2 separate regions of the Mus musculus genome follow, and region 2 is linked to region 1. The links are chromatin loops, found by intact Hi-C in ENCODE. Cell type or tissue: left cerebral cortex. All regions are shown on one strand. Links, peaks and the distances in the headings refer to the core of each region. The heading gives the core; the rest is flanking DNA. Region 1 has its middle 36 kb from the start of 4932438H23Rik. Region 2 holds the start of Olig2 (oligodendrocyte transcription factor 2).

Region 1 (8,987 bases), core at 281-8,280:
AAATACATCCTATTTTGATCATATCCACCCCTCGTTCCCTACACACATCCCTTCCTAGCTTTGAGCACACTTTCTCTCCACATATGTATGACCTAATGAGTCCTAATGGTATTGCCCACATTCACATATGGGAGGTGGGCCATTCACTGTGACATGGACAACCTACCAAAGTCCCACCCCTGATGAAAACTGACCCCCTCCTTCAGCACCTCCCCCCAAGTAGGGCTGGGGTCCTGGGAGCCCTTCTTTTACCCATTCTGGAACGCTGTTCAGTGTGGGGTTTGTGTTTGTGCAGATTGTGTGAAAGCAGATATCTCAGAGTTCATGGGAGCAACATCCCTGTTGTATCATGTCCAGGGGACACGTTTCACAGCTGTCTGAGTCTCTGGTTCTTTTTATTTATTTATTTATTTATTTATTTATTTATTTATTTATTTTTATTAGATATTTTCTTTATGTACATTTCAAATGCTATCCCGAATGTTCCCCACACCCTCCCTCTGCCCCGCTTCCCCACCCACCCACTCCCGCTTGTTGGCCCTGGCATTCCCCTTCCTTCCATGATGTTCTCCGAGTCTTAGGGAAAATGGATCTGATATAGCTGGCCCATTTGGGGATGAACTATCTATCTGTGTTTTGATCATTTGTGGTTCTCTGTGTTGACTTCCATCCATTGTTGAAAAGCAAGCTTCTCCCGTGAGGTGTAAGCCAGTCTAATCTGTGCGTATAAAGATAAGTATGTAGAAGGTAGTGACCATGTCAGTTAGCAAGATTCAGTAGTAGGCTCTTTCCTTGAGTCTATGGGGTCCTAGCCATGGATTCTCCACCAGGCTAACCACCACATGCATGAGTTCCCACCTGTCAAGCGTGTCTTTCAGCCAACTGTTGGCTACCCCCAAGACATTTGTGCCACTATTGTTAGCAGTGGGCATTGATAACTTTCAGGAGAGTTATTAATGTAGCTTGCTGGGTTAACTGTTGGTACCCTTTCTTTCCTGGCTCTTATAACGTTGTGATAGGTAACCAACAGAGAGTAATTTTCCAGTTCAATATCACTTTGATTTCTCCAGGTTCTACTACAAAAGTGCATCTTCAGTGATAGTGTGTGAATCTCTGCAGTTGTTTAAATGGCCCCTATAGGTGCGTATGTGTGAATACTAGGTCCCCAGTTGGTGGAACTGTTTGGGAAGGATTAGAAGGTGTGGCCTTGTTGGAAGAGCTGTGTCACTGGTGTGGGGAGGTGCACTTTGGGAATAGTGTCATTTTGAATTAGTTTCTCTTGGCATCCTGCTTGTGGATTAAGATGTGAGCGCTCAACTGCTCCAGTCACCTGCCTCCAGGCCTTCACTCAATCATCAAGGACTCTAACCCTCTGGAACCATCAGCCCAATTAAATGTCTTCTTTTGAAGAGTTGCCTTTGCCATAGTGTTTTATCACTATGGCAACGAAAAAGTAACCAATCCTACCACAAATCTGATGGGCAACTAAATGGTCTGTGCTGTGTTAAGGGTGTCTTGGAAGCCCTTCTAATTGTTAGCCTGTGTGCACACATGCATGTGCATGAGCATATGTGTGCACACATATGTGTGTTCACATGTGTGAGTGCTTCTATCTGTGGAAGCCAGAAACCAACCTCAGGTGATTTTCCTCAGGAGCATCCACCTGGTTCTTAAGATGGATCAGGTCTCCTTCAAGGATTTGCCTGTTTCTGTCTTCCTAGGTGCTAAGATTAACAAGCATACTGTCAATCCAACTCTTTCTTGTGGGAGCTGGGGACCCAACCCAGGTCCTCATACTTTCATGGTAAGCACTTTATTGAGTGTGGTGATTTTAATGAGATGCCCCCTGTAGTCTCAGGCATTTGAATACTTGGTTAGTTGGAGCTGTTTGGGAAGGACTGGAGGGAGGAGGGACTCCAGTCTCTTGGAGTGGGTGTCTGTAGGTAGGAGACTTACTTTAACTTTCATCCTGTCGGAAGCTGCTTGACATTCCAGAGGAGAACTGGAAAGGCCAGTGTGACAGCCAACTCTGGGAGGAGCCTCAGGGAGGGGCTGTGGGGAGGGGCCTCGGGGAGGGGTTGTGGGGAGGGGACTCGCGAAGGCAGGGGGGGGGGGAGGGGGGGGGAGATGGTTAAGTGATGCTGATGCAAGGATGGAGCTGAAGCAGCTTTATGGGAAGGGGAGGGGCTGTGACAGTGCAAGATTTCCGCGTGATTAGGCAGGCTCTCTGCTTGACAGTTTGCGTCCTCATTATTATTCATGGAATTCTTGGCATAGCGGATCACAGTGGACCACGGGCGCGTCCAACCAGCAAGGTGTTTTATGTGGTGTTTTTTGGTTAGCCTAGGACCTGCCAGCAGCAGCAGCAAACATCAAGCTAACTTTCTCAGAAGCATCCTAGTCTTCGAAGGTGGGGGAGAAGTTGTTCCTTGGGAGATCCCCTGAGTATCTTAATTGATGGGTGCATTCAGCACTCAGATACAACACATTTCTATTTCTTACAAAGGGTGACTAGAGAGGTGGCCCAGTGGTGACAAACGCTGGCTGCTCTTTCAGGGACCAGAGTTCTATTCCTAGCACTCATATGAAAGCTGGGAATCCATAATTCCGGGTCTAGTGACTCCAATGCCCTCTGCTGGCACATAAGTGGCAGACAGTTATCTCTGCGGGCAAAACGCCCATACACACAAAATGAAAATATTCAAAAGGGTGAAAAGAGACACAAAGGGGGCGCCTGTCACTGTAACAGGAATCCCGCAGAAAAACACAGCACCTTTGAGATCACCCTCAGCAAGGTGTTCAACCTCAGCAGGCACTGACGACCGGAGGCGATCCGCAAAACCACATACGTGTGGAATGAGAAAATTCCACACATCTCTCTCTCTCTCTCTCTCTCTCTCTCTCTCTCTCTCTCTCTTACACACACACACACACACACACTTAAAAAAAAAGAGTTTGGAAATTCTCCGAAACCAAAGATGAAAGTAACTACTAAGAAGTATAAACAGGAGGATTAGCCAAAACCTAATGTGCAAAATTAAGTACTTTTTAAAATAGAAAATACGGAGCTATAATTTTAATTTAAAAATGAAAATGCAAGGAAGAGAAAACATTTTCGAGGAGGAAAAAGAAAGAAAGAAAAAAAAAAGATGTTATAGTTACATTCCAGAGGCAGAATGGCAAGCATCTGGGTGCTAATTGCCACCATGCCTGAGAAAATATTCTCCGTAAAGCAGGTAGAAATAGCAAGAAAAAGAATTAACTTCTAAGGATGTCTGCAGTGGTCCTCTGTCCTGAAGTGCTGCTCAGTATTTCATAGACATAGCTTACCCTGCTAAATCAAAATGCAGAATGGAGAAAGACTGCCCCACACTTGCTAAAGGAAAATGTCTTCTAACTTAGAGCTTAATGTAAAGGTAGATGACACTCTGGCTCTTGAAAGCCTCTTCCAGTCGATCATTTTGAAAACTTCTAAACTTCAAAACTTTGCTTTGGGTTTGCAAGCCCTGCTGAGTTAAACATGAAACCACCAAAAGAAGTTTAAAAGGAGAAATGGAAAAGGTAAGAAAGCGGGCTGCAGGCAACAAAGTGTCCTGGAACATTTAAGGCTGCTTAAACAGTTCAGAACATCTCTAAATGAAACCAAGCACCCGGCTAGGACCTAGTTAGGCCATGTTTGATGTTGCAACATTGATTTTCTATCATGCACTTTGAGTTAACACAGAGATACAACTTAATATGGTAAGCATGGCCTCTCCCTTTCGGGTTGCAAAATCAGAAGAAATACAACACACTGACGACTTGGTTTGAATTAACGGCAATGGATATATAGGATATTATGAGACTGAGTTGTTCTGTGACCATTTGCTGCTTACAGCTTCCCCATTTAACAGAATCCATACACTGGCCACGTTTAAAATGAGAGTTCTGTTACAGAACTCTGACGAGGGAGGGAGGAGGTTTTTTTATTGTATAATCTTCAAAGTGCTTAATTTGTATTAAAGCTAAATCCAGGGCCTCTGAAACCTCAGGGACTCTCGATGTGGATTTTGGGGCTGGTTCACACACCTTGAGACAAAGGCTTATAGTTAAGATATGGAGGGAAAGGCGGTGTGGTGTGTGTGTGTGTGTGTGTGTGTGTGTGTGTGTGTGTGTGTGGCGAGTGAGTGTGAGATGCCGGGCAAATTTATTCCTGAAGCAGCCTGGAATGGGCTTCAGGAAAATGGACAGAGTGTCCCCCTGAAGAAAGGCCTCTAAGTAAAGCGCACTGCCATTCAGAAGATTTGCTCTGACACTTACCAAGTGGTGCTGGAAGAAAGGAAAATCTGTTGTCAGGTTTGGGGTGTTTATCAGCTCCCCGTGAGACACTTGACCTAATGCTGCGCTCCCCCCACCTAATCCGCTGATCTGCATGCCGTGGCCTCCCAAGCCTCGGCCCACAACCGCTGGCAAAATTGCCTGGGACACTTATCCCAACGCATTGATCCCTTGATATATTGTGCACAACTCACCTACTCCCCCCTCCCTCCCACCCCCTCTTGCGACTCCCCTGAAATTTAATTCTGCTCACAAATTGTGAAATAAGTTGTTTGGGCTGGATTTGTGGAGTGAATTGTCTCATTAATGAAACAGTCTGTTCATTATACAGTTGAAGGAGGGAAGACTTAGCGCTCCCATACCCCGGGACCCAGGCAGGTTAACGTTTTTAGACTGACAGTTGACAAAGGAATGAATAGCTCTCTGCTGTCAAATCAGGCTTACAAACAGCTTGGCATACAAACAGTTACCGCTTGTGTGCATGCGGATTTAGGGTCCCCGTCTGCTAATGCCCCAGATTTGTAAGTACAAATTGGTTAGTCTTCAAACTGTTTGCGAAAGGAATAAAATGACCAAAAATTAGTTTGTTTTTAGCCTTGTCCCCTCCCCTCCCTGCTCCCGAAAGTGAAACATGAAAAAACGAAAAGAGAAGGGTAAACTAGTGTGTAATGGTCTTGTGGGATATTGTTGGGTTTTTGCTGAAGGCGTTAAATTAAACAGGACTATTGTTTAGCAGGGAAACAGTCTGTCTGCCAGCACCCTGCTCCTCAGAAAGCAGCTGAAAACTAACAGGACTCATTGGAGATGTGAGATTTTAGCAACAGAGCAGAGAGTGAGGTCAAAAACTCTGTTTCTATCCATTTTAATACCTGTTGCTTCAACCTGGAAGCAAGGTCTCTCTACTTTTAAATTGCATTAGTTGTCTAAGGTGGGTCATTTAGATTTCCAAAACATTTCATAGGCAAATATGCTTAAACTCAATAAAGTTTACTTTATCTTTTTAAAAAAAGTTTGGTGAGCAAATTAAACTAACACAGAAGCATTGAGGGATAAAACTGTGGTAAATAAGGTGAATTTTTTTTCTTTCCTTTTCTTTTTTCTTTATTTTTATTTATTTATTTATTATTTGCTGCATGATAATTTTTAGATTAAACTGGCTTTGTGTTAATTTATAGAGAAAACCAGCAGAGTGATGGTTACAAGTTTGATTGCCTTCAAGGCGGATCTAAGTCTCTACCTTAAGAATTCCGTTCTTTGTTGCCACACGGACTTGGCCAGGATGGCCACTTTCCTTGTCATCCTAGGCTTTTCTTTCTCACACGTCATTAAGTCCATTGTTAAATTTTGCACTGCGCCCCAAACACATTCCCACACCCCAACTTTGGGGAACTCTGCAAGCAGCAATTGTGAATTAACTAAAAAGTCCTTCCAACTTTTTCCCTGTCTGTGACCGGCCCCGGCGCTGGCATTTTGCAGCTCGGAGAGACCAACAGTAACTTGCAAAGCCAATGGCTATTAGTAAAGCAAGCACCTTGGGCTGTAGGAAAGGAACGGCCCCTCATCCCCAATATGACCTGGCTTGTTTTTTTAACGATGCCATCCGAGCCACAGAATACGGGGCACCGGAAGACTCTTGTGGCAGCATCAGTCCCATTTTTTTTTTTTCATAAAGTTATCGATTAGGCCATGACCACAGCTCTCAGCTTCTCATAGTCTTCAGTCTGAAGACTGTAGCCTTTTTTCTGTTGCGGCCAGTTAAGCCGAGGAGAGCTGCACAGACTCAATGGCCTATTCAACGCAGTGGCTCCGAGGGCCAGACCCGTGGTCCCTCTGTTTCCCACCTCTCTCCTACTCCCAGAATCCCGCAGTCCTCGCCTTTGTCGTGTCATACCTTTTCATCAAACCCAAGATTTTCTTTCCTACTTCATCACAATATCTCGGGCATTTCAACGTTAGAGATTATAACTTCTGAACCGTATTCGAAGAAAACACAGACACTTGGTGAAAGGTTGAAAGAGAGAGGCGTGCCCCTAAGTGTTGTATAAAACAGCGAGTGGCTGCCTTGCCAGGGAAAGCTGTCAGAGAATGTAGGCGTCTGGATCTTCCAAGGCTGCAGGGAATGACAGAGGCTGCAGCAAGACCGAAGCGGACCCACACCTGCGTACTGTCTTGTTCTTAGGAGGAACAGGAGCTGACAACGGGAAGCAGAGCTTAACCGCAAGCCCTAACGGAAACAAATGAAGAAAGTTCGGATTCTTTCTTTCTTTCTTTCTTTCTTTCTTTCTTTCTTTCTTTCTTTCTTTCTTTCTTTCTTTCTTTCTTTCTTTCAGCTGCTTCTGTAACAGGGACAAGCTTGGCGGGCCGCAGAAGAAAGCGGCTTTTCACCTGCACGTACTGACTTCCGGAATGGCAAAACCTCAGCTGTTCTGAAACCCAAGTTGGTCTTCACGTTTTATGAGAGCCTTCTCTGTCTCATCTATAAAATGGGAACCATGGCGTCTCTTACAGTTCTTATGATGAATAATTAATTGTAACACAGTGTCTGGTCTCTTGTCCAGGAATCAAATATAAATATGCTTGATTATTACAAAGAAACACACACACACAGAGACAGAAACAGAGAGAGAGAAAGAGAGATGCACACACGTACACACATATCCCCTATATCTTAAAGCTCAAGCCCAGATTTAACCAACTTTGAACTGAAGATATTCAGAAAATGTCATCGGCACCGAACATGTACACTCTTCCTTGCCATTATCTCTATACATATCAGGGCTAACAACTATCTATATAGCATTAAAAGGTTACTTAGGCATGCCTTAGAGTATGCAGGACTCTGCCATTTTGTACAAACGACTTGAACACTCATGGGTCTTGGGACTCAACCCCTTGCAGGATGCTTGTACATATTCTTGTGTGGTTTCTGAGCAATCTCAGGTGGGGACGGCAGGGGGAAAAGGACCTAGCATATCTTGGAGCATCTAAAGGCTCACTGGGATATGGAGGGTGAAGGCTGTAGCTCAATAAATAACATGGAAAGTAAAATATTGGGACTGGAAGGATGGCCCAGTGGTTAGTTACACTGCCAGTACTGCCCATTGCAGAGGGTCTGAGTTTGGTTCCTCATACCCAGGATAGGCGGCGCACAACAGGCGGTCACTCCAGTTCCAGGGGAATCGGACATCTCTGGTTTCCTGACACACCTTCACATTCTCCTCAACCTCCCCCATACACACACAAAAAAATTGTTTTTTTTTTTATTAAATTATATGTCTACACATAGACACATGCACCTGGATTTACGTGCAGTCTGTCCTCTATACTGGGACCTCAGATTTGCCAACATAGAAGAGAAATACCCACAACATCCCCTTTTGTTAAACATTTAGGGACAATGCCAGGTCTGATCTGAAGGTTTGGGTCCCTCGTTTGATAGTGGAAGCAACTGCAGATCAAATTCAAATGGAGTGACTCCCCAGCCTCTGATTCCCCGGAAGCATAGACTTTGTCTTCAGCACGGTTATCTGAAAGGAAGCGCTGTGGCGCTGTAACTGTGTTCTCATCAGAACATGGAATTCTTTTTTTTTTTTTTAAGATTTATTTATTTATTATATGTGAGTACACTGTAGCTGTCTTCAGATGCACCGGAAGAGGGAGTCAGATCTCATTATGGACGGTTGTGAGCCACCATGTGGTGGCTGGGATTTGAACTCAGGACCTCCGGAAGAGCAGTCAGTGCTCTTAACCGCTGAGCCATCTCTCCAGCCCAGAACATGGAATTCTAATTCCACTTGTATGAAACAATCTGGGTGAGCGCTTCAAGGGTTATAGCGGTGCCTGTGAGCCTGTGAGCCTGTGAGCGCTGTTCTCAGAAGATCTCTTCATTCTCAGTTGAATGCCCTGGTGCTACTGTCACGATTCATGAGGGGAAAAAAAAACCCTACTGGTTACTTTTAACTCTTTAAAAATGTAACTATAAAAACAAATCCTCCTTATGAAAATATACTGAATTGGTAAATGTCTTATGGTTTCCATTGCTGTGAAGAGACACCACAACCAAGGTAACTCTTATATAGGACAACATTTAGCTGGGGCTGGCTTACAATTTTAGAGGCTCAGTCCATTACCTTCACAGTGGGAAGCATGGCAGCCTGCAGGCAGACATGGTGCTGAAGAAGGAGCTGAGAATTCTACATCTTGTTCTAAAGGCAGCCGGAGACTGCTCCAGTAGGTGTGTGTGTATGGACAGTATGTAAGACCTCAAAGCCAACCTCCACGGTGGCATACTTCCTCCAACAAGGCCACACCTCCTAATAGTATCATTCCCTATGGACTATGGGTGCCAATTATAAACGACCACAGGAAAACTACATGTAACCATGGCCTGAGAGTAAGACAGCAAGCAGACCAACTGAAACAGTTTCAGAAACTGTTCTGCCTCCATTGGGGCTTCCAGGAGGCTGTGAGGTCAGAACCCTCTGGAAGGTGTTCAGTTGTCTTGCCCTTTGCTGTTATCCCTCTGGGAAGACAGAAGAGTTTCATTCAGATCACCTCTAGCATGAAGGGCCATAAGGGCTGAGATATGACCAGATAGGGTTGAGGTTCAGATCATGGCAACAACTACACGTTGCTTTGATTCATGACTTCTTCTGAATTTCAGCTATCAT
Region 2 (8,987 bases), core at 244-8,243, 120 kb before region 1:
ACTCCTGGAAAGAAAATTCATTCTTGAACTAGCTCTATTTTCACTAGAAGGGGAAAGGGAGTTTCCAATTAGGCGTGCAAAATAAAAAAGCACAAGAAAGCTGTGATACACATCCGGAGAGCGTGCTCTTTTAAAGAAAACATGTGTTGGGGGAGGGAGGGAGTAGTAAAAATCCCTTATCTTTCTCCATGGCTAAGCCAGCAAAACGAGCTACAAATCCGTCCCCAGAGGAATCGCTGTCCCTAGCGTCTCCTTGTCCCTCCCCCGTAACTCCCTCACACAAACTGAAAACACCTGCCTTGCTTTAAATTTTATTTAAAATCTCAACACTCCATCATTTGTTTCGTTTTATGCAACCAAACAAGTAATAAATATTATTTAGCACTTCTTTTTCTTTACAAAAATAAAACAGGTGATAGATACACTCTGCAGGGGCAGCGCGGAAGAGGTGGAAGGTTAGGAGGCAGGCGCAGTAAAGCCCACGTTGTAATGCAGGTCGCGCCAGGGAGCGCGCATGAAGGGGTTTGCCCCTCGTGTTAACGGTGGCAAAAGGTGTGTGTGTGGGAGGGCAACGACACAGAAAGAAAACAGCGGGCTTAGACGGAGGGGGGAGTCACGTGAACAAAGAGCTTCGCATCGCGCATTTCGTTGATATTATATTTACACACACAAGAAATTATTAAAAACCCAACAGAATACCCCCTCCCAAAAAGCTCAAACTATATTCACAGCAACTTTTTGATGTTGTTCTTTTGTCAAGCCCCCAGGTACCAAAAAACAGCGTCCCCAGTCGGGTAAGAAACCAATTGATGTGTGCTTAGAATGTGTGTTGCGTGAGTGTGTGTGTGCGTGTGTGTGGGGGGAGATCTATTTAAAAATAAGACCCAAAAAGGATTCCGTTCCATATCGGGACTTTTGGGATTATTCCATTCCACAAGTGCTATTTTAAGCGTCTGTAAAGCTTGCTCCTGTGCTCTGAAAAGGAACATTCACAGATTTGTTAGGAAACCACAAATCAACAGGAGAGACAACAGGAGGGAAGGCCACACTTCTGAGACCACAGGACCCTAAGTGCTTCTGATACCCACGCCAGCGTCTACTAACTTAGTGCCTGGCCCTGGGCCAGGGATGAACCTGCAGGGTGAGGCCCAGAGGTCGCTTCTGCAGTGCGGTTCCTGGGAGTCTCCTACCCCGCCTGAAGTGGGGGAAAGAAGTCAAGTGCAGTGCTCTGCGTCTCGTCTAAGCCCAGACAGGGAGTCAATCTTTGTACACCGGAAAGTTAGTTTTTAGACTTCCTGGGGGTGCAGGCAGGAAGTTCCAGGGATGAAAGTACCCGCGCGTTGTGGCCGTTTTGTACAATGGCGCCTCCCAGACCCTTGGAGTGTTCAGCCAAAGAGTCAACCAGGTTCTGGAACGAACGCATCTCTCCATCGCTTCAAATGCTCCCATTGCTTCGGTTCCCATATATTCGACTCCCCATAATCCCCTAGGCCCAGCCCGTGGTCCAGCTCCCCTTCTTGCAACAGAGCCCCGGAGCCCCAGCGCTGGCCTGTCCGCGCTGCTCCGCAGCCCTTGGCTCTCCAGGACGCACCCCCGCTGGCCGGCTCACTTGGCGTCGGAGGTGAGGCGCGGCAAGGTGCCGGCGCCCATAGCCGACACGTGGTGGTGCGGCGGCGGCACCTGGCACATGCTGCAGGGGCACGGCATGCCGCCCCAGTGCTGGAAGCCACCGCTGCCACCGCTGCCTCCACCCCCGCCTCCGAGAGGGGCGGCTGCGGCTGCCGACGGTGACTTGAGCAGGCCGTGCGGAGGCCGGATGGATCCGACCGAGGACAGCCCGGAGCCCGGTAGAGAGGCGCTGGACACCGCTGCGGCGGCGGCGGCTGCGGCGGCGGCGGCGGCTGCGGGAGGGAGGATGGGGTGGTGCACGGCCGGGTGGTGCGCGGCGTGCGCGGCGGCCGCGGGGTGCGCCGTGGCGGTGGGTAGAGGCGCCGAGTGTGCCAGCCCGCCACAGGCCGATGGGTGGAAGCCGGCGTGGTGACCCCCGTAGATCTCGCTCACCAGTCGCTTCATCTCCTCCAGCGAGTTGGTGAGCATGAGGATGTAGTTTCGCGCCAGCAGCAGCGTGGCGATCTTGGAGAGCTTGCGCACCGACGGCCCGTGCGCGTAAGGCATGACCTCCCGCAGGCCGTCCATGGCGATGTTGAGGTCGTGCATGCGCTTGCGTTCGCGGCTGTTGATCTTCAGGCGCAGCTGCTGCAGCTCGGGCTCAGTCATCTGCTTCTTGTCTTTCTTGGTGGAAGACGTGGCCGCCGAGGACGTGGACGAGGAGGTGCTGGAGGAAGATGACTTGAAGCCACCGCCGCCCAGTTTGTCCCCGGGATGCGCGCCTGACGCGCCCATGGCCCCTCGTAGCTCGGAGCTCAGCTCTGGCGGGCAGTCGCTCGGCGTGGACGAGGACACAGTCCCTCCTGTGAAGCCGCTGCTGCTTCCCCCCTTGCTCCGGGCGGGCAGAAAAAGATCATCGGGTTCTGGGGACGATGGGCGACTAGACACCAGGCTGGCGTCCGAGTCCATGGCCCCAGGGATGATCTAAGCTCTCGAATGATCCTTCTTTTTTCAACCTTCCGAACTTGAGGAGAGAACCAGACAGATACACAGACACAGACACACACATACACAGAGACAGACAGACAGACACACAGGGTGTGGAGAAAGAAGTGAGACAATCGCCGTCCCCGCCTGCACGGCAGCTCCAGGAACCCGCAAAGGTGGTTGGCATCTACGCCGCGGCAGTCTGGCCTTCTAGCAGCCCGGGGCATGCAAGTTATCCTAATCTCTCTCCTCCCCACTCATCCACCGGTTACTTTATTTCAGGGACTTCTGGGTGGCCCTCAATGAGGGACATTCTAGAGGTTTTATTTCTTCAGTCCGGCCTGGAATAAATGAGGACTTTTCTCTGGACCGGAGATCTGAATAGAGAAGTATTTTCTATCTGGTGCTCAGACGCATCTGCCTTTAACGCCATCTACACACGCAGCAAACGCCGGCAAGCGTGAACACACGCACTGGCAGCCCGCATTGGATTCACTTTCTAAGCGCTGGTTCTACGACCGCGCGGCTAGCTTGCGGACTCGCAACAGGAGTTATTGGAGCCTGGGATGCTGCGGTGAGTGTAGACACCCAGGCAGTCATTAGTACCTATTGGGGCGGGATCTCGGCCAGTAGGCCAGCACTGTAGGGTGCATCCTAAATCCTAGCCACTTTGGAGAAGTCGGTCTTCGGGGTTTAGGCTGGAGCAGTTAAGGGGCGGGGACACTTACTGTGAATTAGATTTGAGGTGCTCGCTGCGGAGGAGAACCTGGCTCTGGGCGCTGGTGTTGGCTCGGTCTGTAATAAGCATCCACACCTTTCGGGGTTCCGCTGGTTTTTATAGCTGGGTGGAGGCAGCAGCGACGGCGGTGGCGGTGGTCCGGGCGGGGGGCGGGAACAATGTGCTTTTCCTGGAGGGGCAGAGGCGCCAATGAGCTGGGCCGGCCCGAGGGGCTGCGAAGCTGATGTCACCCGGCTAATTCCGCTCAATGAAACCCGCCGGGCCCGGCACACGCCTCCTCTCAGCACACAGCCAATGGGCGCCCGCGGTAGAGAGATTCGCGAGGAGGGATGGGAGGAGGGACCTGGGCAGGGAGAGGAAAGGGCGAGCTGAAGAAGCGGGTGGGCTAGCGGGGCTGCTAAAGAAGTCTGGGGACCCTGGCAGAGAGGGAACGCCTGCAACTTTCAATATAAATATTGTCACTGTAGCGTCAGGCCAGGGTACGGAGTGAGACGGGGAATCTGCAAACTCGTCCGATGGCCAACCAGTTCTATGGCTGAGAATGAACACCGAGGTTGCTTGCCACACCTGGAGTTTTTGCTAGCCCTCCCGCCTCCTCCTGTTTCCCGCTGCCGACCTATCGAGTGATTTTCATCAAACTGTGACCATTTGTGGTTGCATAAGAAAACACTAGCGGCGCAGAAGGCCCCCACTCCCTTAGCTCCTTTCTACTTAGTGGCAGTTGCTGCAGCTTTGGGGACAGGCGGTAGCGCCCCCAGGTGGGGGCATGGCCTTGGAGAGCACGGGGCGGGCAAGGAAGCAGAGAAAGGTTCTTAGCACTCTGGGAAGAAATCGCAATTCATTATAAAGTTTAGATTGTGTAGAAGCTCCGGAGAGCTATTTTCAATACAGTCAAAGCGCCAACGCATCGATGGTTAACGACTTCCACCTCATTCATTTTCAGGGAAACCCAGCCACTGAACTTCCAACATCTTGGTGCCCAAGCCTTGGAGTAGAGGCAACATTATTTGCAAAGAATTATCGGAGGCTCTCCGCTGTGGATGGGAGTTGATACTTGAAACACACTCCTAGCTGCCTTGGGACGTCTTTTATAGGTAGCAGCCTCTCTCTCTCTCTCTCTCTCTCTCTCTCTCTCTCTCTCTCTCTCACACACACACACACACACACACACACACACACACACATACAAAGCTGAGAAACTGGATCTGGGTGAATTGCCTGGGGAAGTCTAGAGATAACTATACACTCACCCATTTTATGGAAGTGAAAACCTAGGAATTGATTTCAGCAAGCCTCCAGGAGAAAATACGGCCAGGCCCATACAGGTGACCCTGCCTACCGTGGATGGATGCGAGCAATTGGCAGTGCCCAAGCATGGGGGCAGTAGGTTGTATCCCCACCCCCAACTGTTTCTCACATCCGGACATTTCCAGCTCAAATGCGTTTTGTTTGTTTGTTGGGATATTTATTTTTTACAGATCTCGGGTGCTACCTCTCCTCCACCCCCCAAACATAAGCGCCAATTCCTTCTCACGGAGTTTTAACGGTCTTTTCTCGTTACTTCTCATTGCTTGGTATTTGAATTCGCATATGTAGTTTTAACAAGCAAGCAGACAAACAGTAATTGGTCTTCTTGTAGCAAAGTCAGAACAGGCATGAAAACTCAGGCGATTGCTCCTCATTTCGTGCTAAGTTCTCCCCCGCCCCCCCCCCTGGGGTCCACCCTCGAGTGTCAGTGGGCTGGCGCGTTTGCCCCTCATCTCGTGCCTTCTGAAGCATTGTTTTCCGACCCGCGTGTTTCCCAGCTGGCTCTGCAGCCATCCGTTAAATATGTATTTAAAACATGAAGAATTGAAGCGTGGTGATAATGTCGCCCAACGGTTATGAGGATGACCCATAACCGTTCAATTAGCAGAATCTGTCACACGGGGCTTGTGGTGGGGATTAGGAGCTTGGGCATGTGAGGACCACTCTTGGGCCTTCGTTGGCAAACCGCAGAGAGGGCGTACGTGGGGGTGAGCTCTGTGGGGCCACCAGCTGGGATGTGGATCTCCAAAGTCCCTAACAAACCTCAGGCGGTACAATATGCGGGAGATAGGTTGCAGCCACCCAGGCTAGTGTGACTGCCCGGAGCATCCGAGCGCCCAGGTTCCTTCTTTTGTTGCGTTCTACTGGTTTGTCTCTTCTGCGTCCGGAAGTCTGCGGGAGAACTGCCTGACATTCTGTACACTTGGTCCAGTAGCTGGAGTTGGAGACCCGGACGAAAGTTGGGGAAACCTTTCTACAGCGGCGAGCCTGGAAAAGGAGCCGGAAGGCAAGAGCGCAGCGCTAGCTGGCTCTGCGTCCCCCACCCCCACCCCCAGCCTTTCCACTTCCCCTAGCCCTGTGGCTAGCGTAGCAGCCTGGTTAGCTAACTAGCTTGTCCCAGCAGTTCCAGGCATCTGGTGGTCCTCACTCTCTAAGTCGGAAGCTTTGACGGGCAGCTCCCAACTGTCTCCTTCTCCTCTCAGCTGCCTTCTCTTCGTCTGAGAGCTGCTTGCCGCCTGAGGGCCATCTGTGTCCCTTGGTCTCTGGCTCTGAGGCAAGTCAGAGGCTGGACACAATTCCGTGCGTCTCCTTTACTCCTCCCACCCCATCGGAAACTAGTCGGGGTTAGCCCCCGCTTGTCCTTCTTGGTCCGAGAGATACTTTTCGCCGGTGTCAGGATCTAGCTCCTGCCTGTGTGTCCTGGGTGGGCCCTAGAGACGCGTTTCCAACCAACACACGCAGCTGGACCAATATGCCTTCCCTGGGAATGGAGAGTTCACTTGCCTAGGCTAATCGGCAGGCCGGGCTCCGGGAGTTCCTGGCTTGCCTAGGCGTCCTGAGCTGTTGGCCTCCTCCTTCAAAACGGAAGACGTGTTTTTCCCTCTCCTTTGTGTTGCCTTTGCACAAAAGGCCGGGTGCGTGTAAGGGCCGGCCTTTGCTCCGCAGCCTGGCGGCCCAGGAGGAGCCAGTGCCAAACCGGCTGGGGCGACTCTCGCGGGGCTCCAGGGCGCAGACCTCCCACCGATTCCCTGGTTCCCTATTTGGTCCTGGCTCTCCCCCTTCCTTTCCCTTCCTTCCTTCCTTCCTTCCTTCCTTCCTTCCTACTAGCATTCAGGCAGCGATTCTGCCTGGCTGCCAAGAAGAGCGGTGTCCTTGCGCAGAATCCTCCCGGGGTGGCGGTGGCAGGCAAGGCTTCTGGCACCGGAGAGTGGGGGTGAGGACTGGAGGTCCGGAAGCCAGAAGGACTGTAGAATGGCAGCTTTGGAGCTCAACCGTGTGCGGTAAGACACTCCAGGAGTCAGAACCCGGCGGAGCTTGGCAAAACTCAGCGTGAAGCCCCAGCCGGACCTCGCCAGGGTTTTGTACGTCTGCCTGCCTGGCTGGCAGGTGGCGTGCATGCGCGCGGTGAATGTTTCCAAAGGCCTTCTCAAGCAATTGTGCAAGGACTAGTAACAGTAAAACAGTGCATCTGTGGGCAAGGATCTATTGGTGTATTCAATAAACAGGTCATTTCTGTACTCCGAATTGTGGGGTGTGAGTGAGCCTTTAGAATGGCAGAGCTGGTGATTGCTTCAAGGTTATCTGAGCTGCGCCCCCCAACACCCCGCCCCCTCCCCCGCACGCGTTCAGCCGGTTTTGACTGGCTCTTTCAGTTACTCTCTAGCTGGCCCTAAAGAGAAGCATCGCTCCCATTTTACAAAGAGAAAACTAAGTCTTGGAGAGACGTGAGCTACTTTCCCAGGTCCCAGCCACCTGCTCTTAATGATCCTGGCCACTGAAATGCATCTCTGTCCTGATCCAAGTTCTTGGTGGGATGACATCCGGGTAGCACTGGACAAGGATGGAAATGAACTTCTGTTGGGCTCAGCACACAAACTGGTTGCCCAGTTCCCCTCTTTGGCGTTGGCATTGAAGGGTCATTGTTCCCATTTTACAGATACCACTGATTAGAAGTCAATGTTGGGGTTGGGTTCCAAGTCCTCCACAGCTTTGTTCTAAACTTCCATTCTCTTCCCTGCTTTTGCCAGGTGTCCAGGAGTTACTTGGCCTCTGCTTCTTTGACCAAAGTCAGGAATGGTTCACTGCTCCGGAGCTAATCTCCTGCCTCCTCAGAATTATTCCAGTGTGTGCGATGTGGAGGTTTAGGTGGGGGAGTCCAGGCTTCCAAGCACTTATGGGAAGCATCCCCCTCCTTTGACAAGTCCTGTGTGCCCTTTTAGTTGTAAAGTGGATTTAGCCAGTGCAGACTGGATTCTAGAGAAGCAACTAGTTTCTGGGAGCAGAGGAGACCCACCCAGGCTAACAAGAGGTGATAATTCCCTCTATTGGGTTTCGTGAATAAGAGGCACTTGTACTATTTCCAGCACCTCCCTGGTAGGGTAGACCCAGGAGCACCCCACATACTGAGGAAGTGGAGCCCATTACCACTGCTTGCCACTCTTCTCTGGCGAGGTGGGGGGTTGGGGGGTGTGGACAAAACCGCAGCAACTGTTGCACCCAGCTGCGGGCTGCAAGTTGCATTTCAGCCCGAGGGGCCCTGACCTCCCTTGCTTCTCCCCCTTTCCACGGACCCATTCTCAGGAGTAGAATGTTCAAGGCTCTTTTCTCACCTTTGTACACAGACTCCTCCTATCCCTTTGTGGTCACCCCACCCCCACCCCACCTTCCTCTGGGGCCCAGCCCTTCCCCCACCCTGAGCTTCAGGTCACCCAGCACTCCCACACTCTCGCCCCTTCTTCCTTTTCCGAGCTCCTTCCGCAGGCTGGAGCTCACTGAGCCCCGCATTCCCGGGATAGAGGTGAGTCAGTACCACTAAGTGGGGGTTAGTGGTGCGATGGCCACACTGAGTTTTATGCACGCGCCACATAGACAACAGCGTTAACTAGGTTTCCCCCATCTAGTTAACCTAGTTCCCAAGAGATTTAATGAGGTCTAAGGTTGCCCCTCGGATCACGGGGTGGGAGGTGGGGGGGGGGGCGCGAAGCTGGGAGTTGCAGCATCTCCCCTTAAGGCAAGTGAAGACCTCGTCAGACCTGAGCTCAACTACCAGGCTCTCCCAAGGCGAAGTGAGCCACCTGCTGTTTCCTCGGAGCCCTGGTCCGGGGAAGCAGAGATGGGTTCAGGCTGCTGCCCCTTGGCTTCAGGCCAAGCCGAACCACTGGGGGTCGCGGGGGGGGGGGCGAAGGGAGACAACGACAATGGACAGGAATGAGATGCAGCTGCGGTGGTGCAGGACAGGACGAGTGAGTGACTGAGGTAAAGTTCTTGAACGCCTGGCTCGGTGGGAACCCATAAACCTGTGTAAATTCGGAGCCCCGTGGAATTCTGGCCACCTGAGCCACGCAGCGCAGGAGCGAAGCTGCCGGAGTCCACCGCAATCATCGCTGCTCCTGGTCCGCGGTTAGCAGCAGCTTCACTTCCGAGGGGTGGCGGCAGCCGCCAGTCGCTGAGCAGCACTTGGAAGCCCAGAATCACGGAGACAGGTGCAGAGAGAAACTGAGGCTGGGCTCGTGTCGCTCTTCCGTTCTAATACCCCGCTCCCTCCCGCCTTTCAGTTCTGTTGATCCATTGCTCTCCAACACACTTACCTGCATTTTCATTTTGGCTTTGCCTCGCTTTAGCAACG

Evidence for each region. A loop is a pair of places that touch in the nucleus more often than their neighbours do. Peaks named below come from ENCODE experiments on the same cell type or tissue, not always from the same donor. Only the 100,000 strongest peaks of a DNase experiment are listed, where the experiment ranks them.
Region 2: it touches region 1 in a loop (2.1-fold over the local background); 2 of 42 quality-filtered maps call a loop at or near these places.

Annotation. Positions count from the first base shown.
Region 1 is chr16:91,101,044-91,110,030 of GRCm38, reverse strand. It overlaps a transcript of 4932438H23Rik not described here. Among named protein-coding and RNA genes, the nearest start is that of 4932438H23Rik, 36 kb to the right of the region's middle. In left cerebral cortex, for the core only: no CTCF peak of the experiment used is centred there; no DNase peak of the experiment used is centred there.
Region 2 is chr16:91,219,990-91,228,976 of GRCm38, reverse strand. Olig2 (oligodendrocyte transcription factor 2) reads right to left here and starts at 3,427. Exons shown (of 2, transcript NM_016967.2): 1 at 3,324-3,427; 2 at 300-2,632. The coding sequence starts at 2,577. The coding sequence ends at 1,606. Gm52261 (a long non-coding RNA gene) reads left to right here. Exons shown (of 2, transcript XR_003951962.1): 2 at 1-398. In left cerebral cortex, for the core only: a CTCF peak has its summit at 4,079 (motif pointing left); DNase peaks (open chromatin) are centred at 3,584, 4,013, 6,359, 6,515 and 1 more place; H3K4me3 peaks cover 4,463 bases; H3K27ac peaks cover 2,448 bases.